2 separate regions of the Homo sapiens genome follow, and region 2 is linked to region 1. A link is a contact called in ENCODE Hi-C or POLR2A ChIA-PET data. All regions are on one chromosome and are shown on one strand. The core of a region is the stretch at or near the end of the contact, and the rest is flanking DNA. Distances in the headings are between cores, read along the strand shown. Region 1 overlaps NFIB (nuclear factor I B). Region 2 overlaps NFIB (nuclear factor I B).

What was found. Hi-C counts contacts between places; a loop is a spot of excess contacts on that map. ChIA-PET counts read pairs that join two places held with the same protein, here RNA polymerase II (POLR2A). Pooled maps may share reads with other maps.
Region 2: a loop to region 1 is called in a pooled map, with 2.7 times the contacts of the local background. The contact joins two enhancer-like sites. A Hi-C loop is called at or near these places in 5 of 168 maps with a recorded cell type or tissue (Right ventricle myocardium inferior, aorta, chondrocyte and 2 more) and 1 of 50 pooled maps. POLR2A ChIA-PET finds 5 or more read pairs at or near these places in 5 of 52 experiments (A673, BJ, MCF 10A and 2 more).

The regions. Positions count from the first base shown.
Region 1 is chr9:14,236,805-14,239,575 of GRCh38, forward strand. The region is part of intron 2 of NFIB (nuclear factor I B); the gene reads right to left. Among named protein-coding and RNA genes, the nearest start is that of NFIB, 76 kb to the right of the region's middle. RefSeq lists an enhancer at 1,360-2,121. Within about 2 kb of position 1,392, at least 6 of the 41 ENCODE cell types and tissues checked have a DNase peak (open chromatin) inside an H3K27ac peak, as active enhancers do; they include endothelial cell of umbilical vein, where a contact is called at or near this core.
Region 2 is chr9:14,272,968-14,275,738 of GRCh38, forward strand. The region is part of intron 2 of NFIB (nuclear factor I B); the gene reads right to left. Among named protein-coding and RNA genes, the nearest start is that of NFIB, 40 kb to the right of the region's middle. RefSeq lists enhancers at 851-1,451, 1,452-2,051. Within about 2 kb of position 1,390, at least 8 of the 41 ENCODE cell types and tissues checked have a DNase peak (open chromatin) inside an H3K27ac peak, as active enhancers do; they include endothelial cell of umbilical vein, where a contact is called at or near this core.

The DNA.
Region 1 (2,771 bases), core at 142-2,641:
ATTAGCAAACAGTAAACTCTACTGTGTTTAATTTTGGCTTCTCTTTAAAAAAAAAAAAATAAAAACACAAAAAAGCCACTATTTGGTGTTGTGTTCCAAGTAGGAGCATTTGTCCCTAAGTTCTTTCCTAACCCCTTACTGGAGGGCTTCCAGAATTGCTCTCATTTTTTTTTCTTCTTCCCCTAACACCAGTGGCAAACGCCAACATTATTTAAGAAAATACTTGTGCATATGGTATCCTCCTAGCACAGATTTGCCATCCAGTTGAACAGTAGGGCCACTAACCCACACAAACTAAACTGCAAAATTATGAACTGCATAAACATAAACAATTGAATTTAGCCCTAATAAATTCAAGGTAAAATCACACTTCTGAAATTCCTAAAAGGCTACGTCACTGAAAACTATCAGGTCTGAGAACTGAAGGTGGTAAATATGACAATCTAAAACTTCCAATGCTCTCTTTAGAGCCAATTTCTTTCATCTATCTCATCCTATTGATTTACTGTGACTCCCCAAATTATTCTCCAAGCTTTAGCCATTCTTAGCCCTCTTCTCATCCATCTTCAGAAGATCATCAAAATCCCTAACACCCAAAAAGTGCCGAAGGCCAGCACACACAGGGAAAAGCTTGGCCACCTAAGATATACCATTGCCCACTGAGCACAAAAGCTCTTCATTATGTCTATGTACCTTCTCATTAAACAGAGCTGGTGTCTGATCTTTTCACTGCTCATGATTACTACTCATTATTAATCAGACTTCCCAACATGCTTCCAAGGTATGCAAAATCTCGTCCCCACATACCAGATGGGAAAGCTGAGGCATCCAAAAGTTAAATAACTCCCAAATAGCCCAATATAAGAGGTCAGCAACATCTCTTGCCGATCTACATTGTTTCTTATTCAATAAACATTTATTATTGATCTACCAAGCTCCTCACCCTGCTAGGTATAACAGTGTGTGTGTGTGTGTGTGTGTGTGTGTGTGTGTGTGTGTGTGTGTGTGTGTAAGCTCCTCACCCTGCTAGGTATAACAGTGTGTGTGTGTGTGTGTGTGTGTGTGTGTGTGTGTGTGTGTGTGTGTATTCTACCATATTCTGGGTTCTGGGCAAAACAGCAGATTATCAAAGTCCTAACCCACATGAGGCTTACGGTCTAGGAGGGGTAAGAAACAGTAAACCAAGAAACAAATGAATATGAAATATGTGAGGTAGCTATGGGGCAAAGAGTACAGCAGGGTAAGGAGAAAAAGACCTGGGAAGAAGAGAGTGGTAGCTGGAGTGGTAGGAGATTTTGGGGGCACATGTAATTTAAGTCTTCCTCTGAATGAGGTAAGGGAGCAAGCCCTACCTACGATCATCTGAGAAAAAAACGGTTCCCAGCAGAAAGGACAGACAGAGCAAAGTGCCTGAGGCTCAGCTGTACTGGAGGGATGGTAGTATTGCTGCTACTGAAAGGGCAGGCAGAGTGACTCACTGGGGAGAGGGAGGCAAGGGTCAGATCACACAGCACCTGGAAGTCACCACTAAAAGTAGGGGCTACAAATATAAATGAGACTACTCAAGAGAGACAGTCTTGTGAAGAGTTTAATACGTAAGGTTACATTAAAAATTCACTGCATTAAAAGCAGTTGATGCTTTCCCTACCATCACATAAAAAGTATATGTGCACAAACAGACAGAAGGGTGCATGCGCTGAATTTTATATAGTCTAGGAAACATTTTCACATTGGTTGTTTCAGTCAAATACAAAGAAGTTACAGAACAGCATCGAGTACCTAAGAGAGACCAAAAGCATTTCCTTCTGTAAAGCCCTGCAGCTGAGGGCTTACATCCGCCTGGTCCAATCAGTTCATTTCCAAACAAAGGTAGGAAATGGCTGCATCCTAGTATTTCATTGTGGACTCATGACTCAGTGCTTTGGAACTTGGTATCTTTGGGAGTGAGTGTCTATTCTCCACGTCTCTTGCCACAGGGGGAAAAAGGTACAGATAAACAGTAACACAATTTCACCCAACCGAGATATAAATCTGTGGGCTTCTCCACCCTTCTCAAAAATAAATGAATGAATGAAGGAAATTCAGTTCCTGCTTTTTTTTCTTCCCTTCTCTGTTTTGTTTCCTAATTCCCAGGACTCCCTGGTGTCTCCTAAACAGCATAAGGTCAACTGATGGTGAAAGTACATCACATGATAATTATTCAAAAGCTGTTATGTTATACAATATAGTTTATAATAGGAAAAGGAGTTACATTTGATTCTGCAAGAGCAGTCGGTAATATGCCCATTACATAGGGATTCTAAGAAACTAAAATTAAGAAATTTGTCCTAAAGAACAAATTGATTCTCCTCCATCATTTAACCAAAAAGGTTTGTAGTATTTTGTATTCACAATGTTACACAGGAGAACAGTAACTTAACTTTGAAAACTGTTTTCACACAATGGTCACAAAGAAAATAACACATAAATCCCATTAGGTCTTTTTGTAAAAAGCTTCCATAATTTCCAAATCCACGGTGTAGAGAGGAAAAGAGGAAAATGGCATGTGTATATGTTCTAAGACTATTACTTCAAATGAATAAGGTTTAGAGGTATACTTAACATACAAACTGTTTCCTTCAGGAAAAAGTGCAGGAACTCCTGGATAGACACAATACTCATTTCTGATGAAAGTTACAGAAGAAACTACCAGTTGTGTATGATCTAATACTACAAGTCACTTATTATCTATGAAGGAAAACAGAAAGAGAAAAGATAAGAAAACAACATTT
Region 2 (2,771 bases), core at 140-2,639, 36 kb after region 1:
TCTGCTTTGCCAAATCAGAAGATTTAGTCAGCCTAGACTAAAAATGAATTAAGATTATATTGAGAGTGTCAGTCCTAAGTCAAGAAAACATGCCCAGCCAGGGCACGCCAGGGAGAAAGAAGATCACTCATTAACGAGCCAGCAATGCTACAAAGCTTTTGCTCGTCTGGGAAAACATGTTCCCAGTTTTAAACTCCACAGCAAATCAAGGCACTCTTTTTAATAAGTACATTTTCCGTCTCTTTCCCCCTCATCAATCCCAAAAAGAAACTCAGCTTCTCTGTGTATTATCTGTGTAACTCTACATGTCAAACTACAATAGGCCTTGTATCCTTTAAGGTAACATGGGCCAGTGTCTGAGGTGGAGTGGAAGACTCGGGGCTGTGGGGAGTTAATGCCTCCCTTCTCAAAATAACTTTCAAGTTGTCTATTAACAACTAGTTCCCATAATTACATATTAAATTTCTTTACCATGATAGGTTACAGTTATACATCCCAAATAAATCTGACTGTGGAGTACCTGCCGGCAGATTTCTGTCTCTGTTTCCCCAGACACATTGACACACAGCTCAGAGACAAGCTGGTCAGGCACGCTACACAGAGGTCCGTCTGTCCTCGCCTAAAAAGTAAATAAATTATTTTGTGAAAAATATCCTTAGCAAGGATCAGTATTATTGTCAGTGTGACTTTAAAATTCTAAAGGCATGCCAGAAAGAGGGCTACATAAAATTCAGCAGTTTCCAGATCATACACAGTACAGAGATTCTCATACCCACTTAATCTCAGCACGCATCTCCACCCCTACTTCCTTCCCAATGGTATGTGGTCTTGAAAACACAAATGTTCACGTTTCCTGAAGCTGAGCTGCAAAGGAAAAGTCTCCTCCCAAGAGGCAGAGCTGTAGGCTTTTGGTGCCCCCGAAATTGTTCACTACAGTACAACATAATGTGACACTCACCACAATTAGCCACAGGGAAACAGTCTTTTTTTCACCTCTGATGTCATATAATAGATTTGAGATCACATCAGTGAGCAATGTTATCTACAAGTATTTTTGGAAGTCTTGTTAAAAGAGCCACGATACTGCAAGCCTAACTTGAAGTGTAAATGGTGAATGCTTCTCTATATCTCATCTTGACCACTACTTTACTGAAGAGTGAAAAATGACAGATGCAAATTATTTTTCAGAAAGTAGACATTTCCACTGGTAGTTCTTCCTCCTAAGTGATCTTTTCTTCTCTCTCATGCTCTACCCCCTTTCTCTCTCTAGCATTCTTCCTCCCTACACACACACACACACACACACACACACACACACACACACGAAGACATCCATTAATATTAAGAACAGTCTTCCGTAATGTTTTTCAGAATTTCTCAGGGGCTTAGGAGGGCGGCAGCCGTGCCAAAATTACAAGCTTTCCTCTAGTCAGAAGGGATGTCTTTTCAAAGCCCAGCCCTCATTTTTCAGTCTGATGTAAGTAAATTTACCTCTGTGTGCTGGGCTGAGCAGCTTTTCTTTGTCGTTTTTGTTTTTCTAATAGCTGCTGCTCTGGCAGAGCTATTCATTTCAAAGGGAAGTTAGAAGCATTCTTCACTCTTCCCCTTTTAGATTATTTGCAGTTACTGACTCTTCTGAAATCTTAGATTTGAACAGAAACCTAAAGCACAGCACCATTTTAAAACAGCAAATCACCAGCATTCCTGGGATCACATTTCTCTAGAGCAACTATCCAACATGAGGCACAAGAACTAAGTCGAACTGGGCTAAAATTGACAAAATTAAAGACAAAAGAATTATCTCTTTTAAAAATTGGGGCCTACTGTGCTCTGACAGCATGCTAAAGGACAACCATCGTTTGGAAACATTGTTTCAGAACCAGAGAAGAGGTGGTGGAGTTCTGTTTGCCAGTTAGCTAAATTAACTGATTTCTTAAGAAATCCAAGTGAACTGTATAGTAAGGTGGTCAATTTTTGGAAACATTGTTTAGGCAACAGATAAGAGATAGTGAGGTTTTGTTTTGAAGTTAATTTACTTCATGAGAAAGTCAAATCAACAGTCATAGACCATGAAGCTGATAAGATCTATGATAAAATCCAGTGGGCGAACTATCAGTAAGTTCTTAATTTGCCCACGTCCCAGTGTATTCAACGGGCTTCAGTTGGCAATGGCTGGACCTTGCTCTTGTTACTTCTGAAGGGAGTTGTTTTACGTGGACAAGGCCAGGATCATGGTCTCTGAGTGCTCCAAGGGGTTAACCTCTGTGAATTCTACTTCTGTGTCACATATTTAAATGAGTAACTTAGAGTTCAATATCTTTGTGTTCAACTAAAGTCAACTTCTTCTTTATCAGCCAACATTCTCTTACTCTAATCGTTGAACACACTTGAATTCATATCAGTTCTGGGATTTTCGTAACCATCAATCATAAAGTCATAGTAAGAAGAAGAATAAAGCGATATCAGTGCAGTTGAGGCAAACAGGGAAGAAAAAGTGCACGGCGCCATGGTTAGGATATCATGCCAGGCTAGGAAGACTCTCATTAACATCTCCTGAGTCATCCCATTCACAAGCAGTATCCTTGAAGAATGATATCTGTGTATATAAGTGAAAACCCTATCACACCCAGGGGCTTATATCCTTGGCATCTTAATTTCCTAGTTGTGAGTACTTATCTAAAAGGACATGAGTATAATGCTATCCTATATGGCATACTAAGAAACTGATGTAAAACTAAGTCTGCAGGAGAAAAGAGATGCTACATTCCTGT